Linked DNA regions of Homo sapiens: region 1 is linked to region 2. Evidence: read pairs that join two places in POLR2A ChIA-PET (ENCODE). Cell type or tissue: A673. All regions are shown on one strand.

Evidence for each region. Peaks named below come from ENCODE experiments on the same cell type or tissue, not always from the same donor. Only the 100,000 strongest peaks of a DNase experiment are listed, where the experiment ranks them.
Region 1: POLR2A ChIA-PET joins it to region 2 with 9 read pairs; 3 of 35 experiments call an interaction of 5 or more read pairs at or near these places.

The regions. Positions count from the first base shown.
Region 1 is chr5:90,939,332-90,944,331 of GRCh38, forward strand. All of the region lies in intron 83 of ADGRV1 (adhesion G protein-coupled receptor V1), which reads left to right. Among named protein-coding and RNA genes, the nearest start is that of LUCAT1, 370 kb to the right of the region's middle. In A673, no CTCF peak of the experiment used is centred here; DNase peaks (open chromatin) are centred at 1,430 and 2,230.
Region 2 is chr5:91,175,697-91,180,696 of GRCh38, forward strand. The region is part of intron 6 of LOC107986432 (a long non-coding RNA gene); the gene reads right to left. Among named protein-coding and RNA genes, the nearest start is that of LUCAT1, 140 kb to the right of the region's middle. In A673, no CTCF peak of the experiment used is centred here; DNase peaks (open chromatin) are centred at 3,025, 4,125 and 4,375; H3K27ac peaks cover 2,835 bases.

The sequences.
Region 1 (5,000 bases), 240 kb before region 2:
TTACACATTTTGTTCTGATCTGCTGCTGTGATTAATGAATTTTTGAGCAATGACGATTAGGTTAATTTGAGTTCATTATTCAAATACCAGCGCCTAACAGATGGAACACTAAACTGAAGGTCAGGAAATGTGAATTCCACTCTAGGCTCACAGCTGACTTTCCATGCAATTTGAATTTCTTCTGCTTTGTGAAGATATTTGTGGATTAATGTTACTGTAAATAAAATGCTCTAAATGACAAGGATATAAAGTACTATGAAAGCAAATGGGAAAAAATGATAACTTAGGATAAAGAGTCTCTCTTCATCTGGGAATAATATTTAGAATTCATAAACAACCTTTTAGGGGAAAATTTAGATGCTGTACAGGTGGCAGAATTGCTTTTTTTTACTTGACTTTAAAATAATAATACCTGATACTTGAATAGTGATTTCCAGGTTTTTAAACACTTTCTTGTCCTACTCTTATGTGAACCTTAGAAAAGCCCTGTAAGTTAGACCATTATTCTCTGTGGCCTCATGTGGAAAATAGACAATAATCTGATTTCCTGGAGAGATTAAGAGAGATTAGACATATATATGTTGTCCTTCAAACCTGATGCCATTTTAGAGTTCTCCATGTAAGAAGTTCCTGTCATTCTTACCTAGCCTCATATCTTCACATAGTTCAGAAATAACGTGTTTTCTCAAGCATATAACTTGGTCTTCTTATTTTCCTTAGGCCTTCAAAATGCATTGTCGACTTGTTTTCTTCTGAAGAACTGTTCCTGTAAACAGCTCCTAGCATTTATTGCAGACTAGCAGAGCAGTAAAAGAACTGCAGTTATTTCAGGCTAAGAATCTACCTCCCCTCACTGACTGTCTTTTGAGGACTTGGATATAAATCTGATTCTGTCTTGTAACCAAAATATGAGTTGCTTTGATTTTGTGAAATACAAGAGCACACTCAGTGTTCAAACTATTCCACAAAGAGAAAATATATTATCTGTGTTACTATCTAGTGTTCACTAAGAATCCAAGCTAAGTCAAAAGGCCAGGTATGGTTGGCATTTACTGTGAATTTATGAATCATCCATGATTTTGTTGCTGCTGCTTCTTATTCCATACTTGGCCATTGCCAGCAATGGGACTTTATACAGGTGAGTTGGCTGAGTTTCAGTACAATGCTCTGTTTAATTGTAAACATATATGCACTGGGTATAAATAGGGTGGTGTTTTGTACCAGGTATTTTTTTCAGGTAACCAGGTCAATAATAAATTATTGAGTGATATACTGTGATGTTTTTCAGTTTGTGGATTAATTTCACAAACTGCATGGAAGCAAAAAGCCTTGCTCTGTTATAACTCAAACAAAAGCCCACAGAAGGAGAGAAAGGATGCTGCAAAGGCTGGAGCCAGCCAGTTTGAACCGGCACTAGTTAGTAGTGACACAGAGAAAAGAGGTGGGACCAGCACAGGAAGGAGGAGCATTCACACTCAGAGGGGAATTACATTCAGCCACTGCCTCATTTCTCAGGTTCACTGTAAAGGCCATTTAGAGGATGTAATTTAACTGTGTGGTTATAGGCCTAATGTTTTCACAAACTTCTTATTCTTCTGTGAAGGAGACACAGAAGTAGCTGTTTGTGCTACAGCAGTGCTTTTTGCATTTCCCCTCCTGAGATTTGCTTTTTTCCCCCCTCCCATTTAGAACTGAATGTGGATACTGGTAAAATAGCATCCTTAGTTTTGGACATTTCCTGAGAAAAAAATGAAAACAAAACCAGCTTTTAGAGAATTTCTAAGATCATGGCAAGGAAAAGTACTTAAAAAAAAAAAAGTCTAAGCAGATAACACCATCCAAAGCAAATAAAACTCCTTCAAAACGATATCTAGTTACAATATTGTAGAATGTGCATAAAGAAACTCCATTTGCTCTAAATAAATAGAGACAGGATATCTTTTATAACACCTGGTGAAAATTAAAGTTACAAAAGACTTTCTTAAGTAAAGGCAGTCAAATTGATTAACATTATATGATCAGTCATGTGAATATTTAAAATACAAATAGCCATTTTTTAAAATGAGAATGACTTTTAAGAATGAGTTAAATTGAGTGGGCAAGAAGGTGATTATAGGTCTTCTGGTATCTTTCAAGCTCATCATTGTCAAATCAGTTCTGTCTCATTAATTTCAGGGTTTACTACTACTAGGCAGCAATCCAAAACTATTTAAAACCTGCTGGATGGTTTTCACTCTAGGAGTCACTGCCAACCCCATCCCCCAACCAAAAATACAGGGACTGGAGACAAAACTGGGAGAAATGTTTAACACAAACACTCTGCCATGCAGACATCCTTAGGAATTTGAAGATTCAGCAACTTTAGGGTAGATTCTCACCAGTTGAGTTCAGGTGCATATGAAATAAAACCCACAGCTAAGTTAGGCGTGTATGTTGATGTTTCATTTAGTAGATGCTATCCAGAATTAACTCATAATATTGTAATGACTTTGGAAGTCAATATGTGATGATACAATTGATTTTAAATTTTCCGTGGTAATTGTAGTCATGAAAAACCTGAATAATCTAATAATCTTATTTTAGACATCGGTTTCAATTTTTCTTCTCACAAAGCCTTATATTGGAGCAATTTGCAAGAAAACCATGTTCTTTATTCCTCCTCACTCTTTGGTAGATACCCATGGGGTAAGGAATTGTCCAGAAATAAGAGGTTGTACAAGAAGCCTATCTTATCTAAACCAAAAGTGAATAATTTGCATTGTTAACTAGCCACTTTTTCTTAGTTGTCGACTCATTGACACCGTACATTGGCCAAATATTTTATGAAAGCTAATCTGTACTGTAGCTTCAGAGTGCTAAGATGATAGCAAGTGAGTTTATGATGATCCCATAATCTTTGAAGAAACTTATGTACTGGACAATAAACTAACAATGCCAGGTAGTAATCAATTAAGAAAACTCTTAAGAGGCAGACACAATAAGGAGTTAATTCTGGAAAAACAGTGGACTAGGTGTATTTGGAAAAGGCTATAACTTGAGTTATTCCCTGGAAGAGGGGTCCCATTGGCTGAAAGGAGAGAGGAGAGGGAATAGTATGAAATAGTTATGGAAGATTGGAGAGTTTCTCAGGGTTAATAGTGGGTTCTGAGTTTGAGACTAGTGAGAAGCTTAAGTTTACAGATACAGTGGGGTCAGGTTAAAGATTGTAAAGTTAATCTTTTTCTAGATCAGGGATTAAAAACCCAAATGCCTTCTGGGGCCAGAGAAGCTACTTCAGCGAGGCTCTAGGGACTGGCAAAAGGGGTGGTAACAGGTGAATATGTGCCCTAAGAGGAAGCCATTATTTACCTCCACCTAATCATTCCTTATGGCAAGGACTTCTTATTTTTCAAGAGAAATTGATTATCTGAACGATTGTGTGAAGTACCTGGATTTTTAAAACACTAGGCAAATCAAACAAAACCCATTTTGAGGCAGATTTTAAACTACACCCATAACTATGTAGGAAAAGGGAGTCTTGGAGCTTTTTAGTCAGGCCAGAGATAATGATGAATACTTTAGGAAGGTTATCACAGTGGTTACCTATTGGTGATTTTGAATGGAAAAGACCTGTGGACCCAAGTCATAGACTCCAGGAAGCCTTTTCTGCCCCTTCTGCAATGAAGAGTTAGGAAGACATTTAAATAAGTAATCAGCAAGATTTGATGACTGACTAAACTGGCTGTCACATGTGTTCTTTAGGGTGCTTTGGCTAGGGGGACAGATTGTAGTTCTTTAAAGCTGGCCTTTCCCTGTCTCTCATAAAAGTATTTTTTGTCCACAATATCTGCACCACCTGCCTCTAGCCAGTGGTGGTGCCTCTACAACTTCACTTGTAATTGCTCAGAAAATTGAACAGTAAGGGGTGGGTGGGTGGGTTGGTTAGTTCTTAAGGTTCTTCTGAGATATGGGATGTAGTGAGAAAAGCTTTAACCACTCATCTTACAATCAGAAGACTTGGAATCAAGTCCCAATTTTGCTACTTCCTGGCCTTATGACCTTGGACAGATCACACACCTTCTTGAACCTGGCACATTCTTCCTTATCTTGGGGCTGTGGCACAAGCTGTGTTCCCTGACCTGCATAATCTCTCTCTTCACCTTTACCTGACCCTCACCTTCTTGTCCTTAAGATCACAGCTAAAATGTCACTTCCTCAGAGAGGCCTTCCATGACCTTCCCATCTAAAGTGGAGCTTCTATCAGTTTCCTTGGGCTAATGTAACAAATTACCGTAAACTGGGTGGTTACATGTCCAAATTCAAGATGTTTCCAGCAGCATCCTCCATCTAAAAAGTAGGGAAGAATCCTTCCTGGCCTCCTTCTAGCTGCTGGTGGTTCCCAGCAATCCTTAGTGTGCCTTGGCTTGCAGCTGCAACATTCCTACCCCTTCCTTTGTGGTCACATGGCCTTCTTCCCTGTGTGTGTCTGGGTCTCTTCACATGGCCTTCTTATAAGAACATCAGTCATTGGATTTAGAACCCACCTCACTTCTGCAAGACCTCATTTTATCTAATGACGTCTGCAAAGATTCTATTTCCAAATAAAGTCAACTTCTAAGGTTCCAGGTATACATGAATTGAGGTGTAGGGGGGGCACTATTCAACCCAGTACCAACCCCCTTTTTAAATTATCTTTATTGTATTTACTATATTTGTAGTTATATATTAATTTGTTGGTTTATCTTTCTAACATGGGAATTCTATGAAGGCAAGCTTTAAGTCCATTTTATTCATTTCTATATACTCAATGCCTGGATAATTTTTGATACCTAAAAGCTAACCAAAAAGTATTTATTTAGTACATTAAGTAATCTTTTTTCCCTCTGGCTAATTGTCTTCATTGATGAAATAATGGGGTTGGAATTGCTAGTCTTTAAGGTATTTTGCAGTTCCAGTAGTATGTGACTCTGTTTTTTACAGATGCCCAGTGACCCCAAGTTGCTCTGTGAATCAGGGCAGCA
Region 2 (5,000 bases):
AGTTTGCTGGAAATTATTTAAGCCCTGGGTTTAGCACAAGTGGTGTTTAAGACATCTATTCTTTTTGTTCAGTCAATCTCTAGAGTAGCAATTATAGCAGATAAGATTTTCAGAGGCTAAAGGCCACAGGCTTCCCGTTCCTGGTAGAAATGACACCCCTGTGAAATCTGCTTCATAGATGACATTAGGTGACCACAACGATTAGTGTACCATGAACCTCAGAACCACTGGAGCTGTGGGTGCCAAACCCTGTGGGACCTCTATTCATAAACTAATAGATTTAACTTCTCAGTCCAAGCAAATCTCTAATATAGGCATGGGGAAAAAGAAAGGAGAAGCCCCAAGCCAAAGGAATTGTCTGTCACTGACAGTTTGTGAAAGGAACACACGAGTGCTTTTATTCTAATCAATGGGTGCCACAATGTTAGCATATTTAAAAGATAATGACATATACTTGATGGTCACAGAGGAATCATTTATGGAAAAATGAGCATTTGCAGTATTATTTCAGACTTTTGGATTTGTTCCATGTTTCAGAAAAAAAAAAAAAAAACTATGCTAAATTTCAAAGGAAACTTGAGCCTTACCATTCACACGTTCTGTAATTTCAAATAACTGTTCCAAACCTGATAATGAAATTTTTTTTTCATTGAATGAAGATTGACTTCTAAGTCACTTTATTTAAATACTAAAAGCGAAGAGAAAAACCAGTCCTCTCCTGCCACTTTCTCTGGGCTCCCAGGCCCTGCATGCTTCCTAGTTAATCATACACAATCCAAACATTCTCCACATACAGTGCACAGCCTCACAGCACTCCCCAACTCAGCAAGCTCAGGGCCTAAGGCCTCTCCTATTCCTCCACATGGTATTCTGAAATACATATAGTGTACTTCAGCATTTTTAAAAAGTCTCGGTATGTACATATGAACTTGATATTTGATATCTGATTTTTCCTATTTCATATTTTTAATAAACTTAATTTATCGTGCCTCATTTACACTTGCATAAACTAGAAGGTGGTATATCCTTTTAACTGTAGTTGTCAAAAATATGTCACTCTACTTTCATGCAAATCAAGGTACATTTAGAGGCATCCTGCTCAGTTCTAAAATTAGGTCAGTTCACCAACACAATGTTTCCTATCTCATGAGGCCCTCCATGCCCAACGCCATCTGTTTTCTCCTGCTCCCTCCCCCGTCCACTAATACACTCTCCCTGAGTAATATTTTTCTGCTTCTGTATTCCTTTTTTATTCTCTTTCTGTGACAATGTCAAAGACAATAGCAGAATCAAAGAGATATTGTATTAATCAAAATAATTGATACTAGCTACCATAATAAACAAAACCTAGTTTTCAGTGACTTATCATAATATCAAGTTATTTCTTGCTTATGCAAAGTCCAGTATCCCTCTTTTCAAAGCGATGACTTGGAATCCCTTCTCCTTTCATTCTGTGGTGTCACCGTCCTTTAGACCCTCAGAATCCTTCATTTCTATCAAGGTGGTTGGAGAAAGAATGAGAGAATGGAAGCTTTTGTGGAATATGTGGTCATCGTCACTAGAAGTGCGTTGGCCAGCACTCAGTCACGTGGTTCTGTCTAGATGCTGGACAGGCTAGGACATGTGTGTCAGGAAAGAGCAGATGTAGGTAAATACCAACTATCTTGGCCACATACAGAGCCTCTCTCAATTTTTTCCACAATCACATCATCTCAGGTGAACCACCCTAATCCAGTGTGCATCTTTAGGCATGCACTTCCCTTACCACTCCAGCCACCCTGCTTCCCTCTCCGCCTTTTATCTCTGACATTATTTTTTTTTTTTTTAAGAGATAGGGTCTCACTCTGCTGGACAGGCTGGAGTGCACTGGCACAATGATGGCTCACTGCAGCCTTGACCTCTCAGGCACAAGCAATCCTCCTGCCTCAGCCTCCCAAGTAGCTGGGACTACAGGCATGCACCACATGCCCGGCTAACTTTTTAGAATTTTTTTATAGAGACAAGGTCTCACTAAGTTGCAAACTCTTCTCAAACTCCTGAGCTCAAGCGATCCTCCCACTGCAGCTTCTCAAAGTGCTGAGATTACAGGTGTGAGCCACCACACCTGGCTCTGGCATTAGCATTTCAGCCCACCCAAAGCTATTCTTCCCACGAACCAAGTGTATTACTCCCTGCTGACTCACCACTCTATCTTGAGTTCCAAAAAAAATCAAATGTTTCTAAAGTTAAATAGTTGCCCTAGATTGTGTTAATTTCTTCAGTCTTTGCAAGGAATAAAAACTGAGGGTGAAATAAGCTGATAGAATCACCACTGGCTACCATAATAAAGCATTCATACCAAGTGCAAGGCAGGGCTCGGTGGCTCATGCCTGTAATCTTAGCACTTTGGGAGGCCCAGGTGGGTGGATCACCTGGGCTCAGGAGTTCGGGACCAGCCTGGGCAACATGGTGAAATCCTATCTCTACTAAAAATACAAAAGTTAACTAGGCATGGAGGCCCACACCTGTCCCAACTATTCGCGAGGCTGAGGTGGGAGGATAGCTTGAGCCTGGGAGGCAGAGGTTGCGGTGAGCTGAGATCATGCCACTGCACTCCAACCTGGTTGACAGAGTACGACCCCTTCTCAAAAAAAAAAAAAAAAATTCACACCAAGTGCAAGAAGCAATACAAACGACACAATAAAGAAAATCCCAGAGGAGATAGAAGCAGAAATAAGAACTTAAATTTTTCATAAAAGACTAATACAATAATTTTGGATACTCTGATACACGTATAAAATTCTTCAAAATTTCCTGAGATGAAAAGGTAAATCCCCTGCACCAGGACAGATAGCCTGAGTTACTAGTTTCATAACTAGAATTATGAAAGAGGAATGCTCAAAGGAACAAGCTGCATTTGGAAACATTTTGCAATTTTCAGACCTGAGATCAGTTACCCAAAAGATGAGTTAAAATATTCTGAAAAACAATCTCTTACAATAGACGTCACTAAGCCAGATATGATCCTTCCCCAGAAACAAAAGGAAAAACTGATCATGAAAAGATCTTACCACTTCCTGTGGAATTCAGAATCATCTGAAACACTACTGGAGAAGAAAATAGAGGGAAATATTGCTGGATTTCTTAGTCTTTGCTTGTACCCATTCAATTAATCTTATAGTTTTTCAAACTTATTTTTAGGTTTATCTTATTAACTCTTTTATCTATATTTCATGTGGGAGTATGACAGTCCCTTTTATTTAAATTATCCTACCATTACTATTGAAACTTTTTAAATCAATATTATTCTAAAGCTTTATTTATATGAGGTCAGACTTTTTTTCTGGCTGGATAGGGTAATAGTAGTTGTAATAATTAAAAGTGAAGGAATAACTTAGATCAGAATAAAAAAATATTCCCTGGCTTTTTTACTTACAGGAAATTGTAGATTATTCCTTTCCAGAAGGTGAAAAAAAAATCTTGTGTGAGTAATAAGACAAATTTTCACACAAATAACCAATAACATGAGCTAGACAGATGTTGTTTATAAATTCTTTTACTTGCGCCATTTCTTTGGGAAGTTAGGAAAAAGAAAATCACTTAAAGTACAAAATAATAGATGCTTTGCCATTGGGGCCCTATTATAATATGAAATAGACAAAGTTCAAGTGGTTTTTAATATTAATAGTCTAAACTGTAAAATCATGAATGGTACTGTAATTGGGTTATTTTGGTTGCAGAAAGATCTACTTGTAACCAGCTGCAGTGATAAAGGGCAATTAACAAAATAAAGTTACAGGGATATTTCATGGAAGCTATAGAACTCTCTCCCCTTTATGTCTCTCAACTAGATCGCTATGCTTCCCGGTTAATATGGAAGAAAATTACTGACAACATATACCAATGTATCCTCCACTTAAGAAAGTACCCCAGGCTAGGCATTGTGGCTCATGCCTGCAATCCCAGCACTTTGAGAGGGCCAGGTGGGCAGATCACTTGAGTCCAGGAGTTCAAGACCAGTTTAGGCAACATAGTGAAACCTTATCTCTACTAAAAATACAGAAATTAGCCAGGTGTGGTGGCACTCTCCTGTAATCCCAGCTACTCGGGAGGCTGAGGCACAAGGTTGCTTGAATCCGGGAGGGGGAGGTTGCAGTGAGCCGAGACTGCGCCACTGCACTCCAGCCTGGGTGACAGAGCGAGACCCTGAATAGAAGGAAGGAAGGAAGGAAGGAAGGAAGGAAGGAAGGAAGGAAGGAAGGAAGGAAGGAAGAAGGAAGGAAGGAAGGAAGGAGGAAGGAAGGAAGGAAGGAAGGAAGGAAGGAAGGGAGAACTAAGTCCCCATTCTTTCTTTTTCTTTGAGATAGGTTCTCTCTCTGTCACCCAGGCTGAAGTGCAGTGGTGTAATCTCAGCTCACTGCAGCCTCGACCTCCTGGGCTCATATGATACTCCCACCTCAGCCTCCTGAGTAGCTGGGACTACAGATGTGTACCACTACGCCCAGCTAATTTTTTTTTTTTTTTTTTTTAGTGTAAAGATGGGGTTTTGCTATGTTGCCCAGGCTGTTCTCTAACTCCTGGACTCAAGCCATCTGCTCACCTTGGTATTACAGGTGTGAGCCACTGTACCAGGCCTAAATCCTAATTCTAAATTCCTGCAAATGGATCTCAGATTGTTCCAGTTTAAATCCAAATTTCAATCTCTAATCACCTTTGACAGTGCTAAGTCGTTTTGTACAAATGGTGGTCAGAGGCCCACTGCTGGTACAGTTCAAAGAAAACACAACATACAGCAATAAAAAAATGCCAAGAACAGACCAGGCGCGGTGGCTCACACCTGTAATCCCAGCAATTTGGGTGGCCAAAATGGGAGGGTCACTTGAGGTCAGGAGCTTGAGACCAGCCTGGCCAACATGGCGAAGCCCCATCTCTACTAATGATACAAAAATTAACCAGGCATGGTGGCGCACACCTCTAATCCCAGCTACTCAGGAGGCTGAGTCACGGGGATTGATCGAACC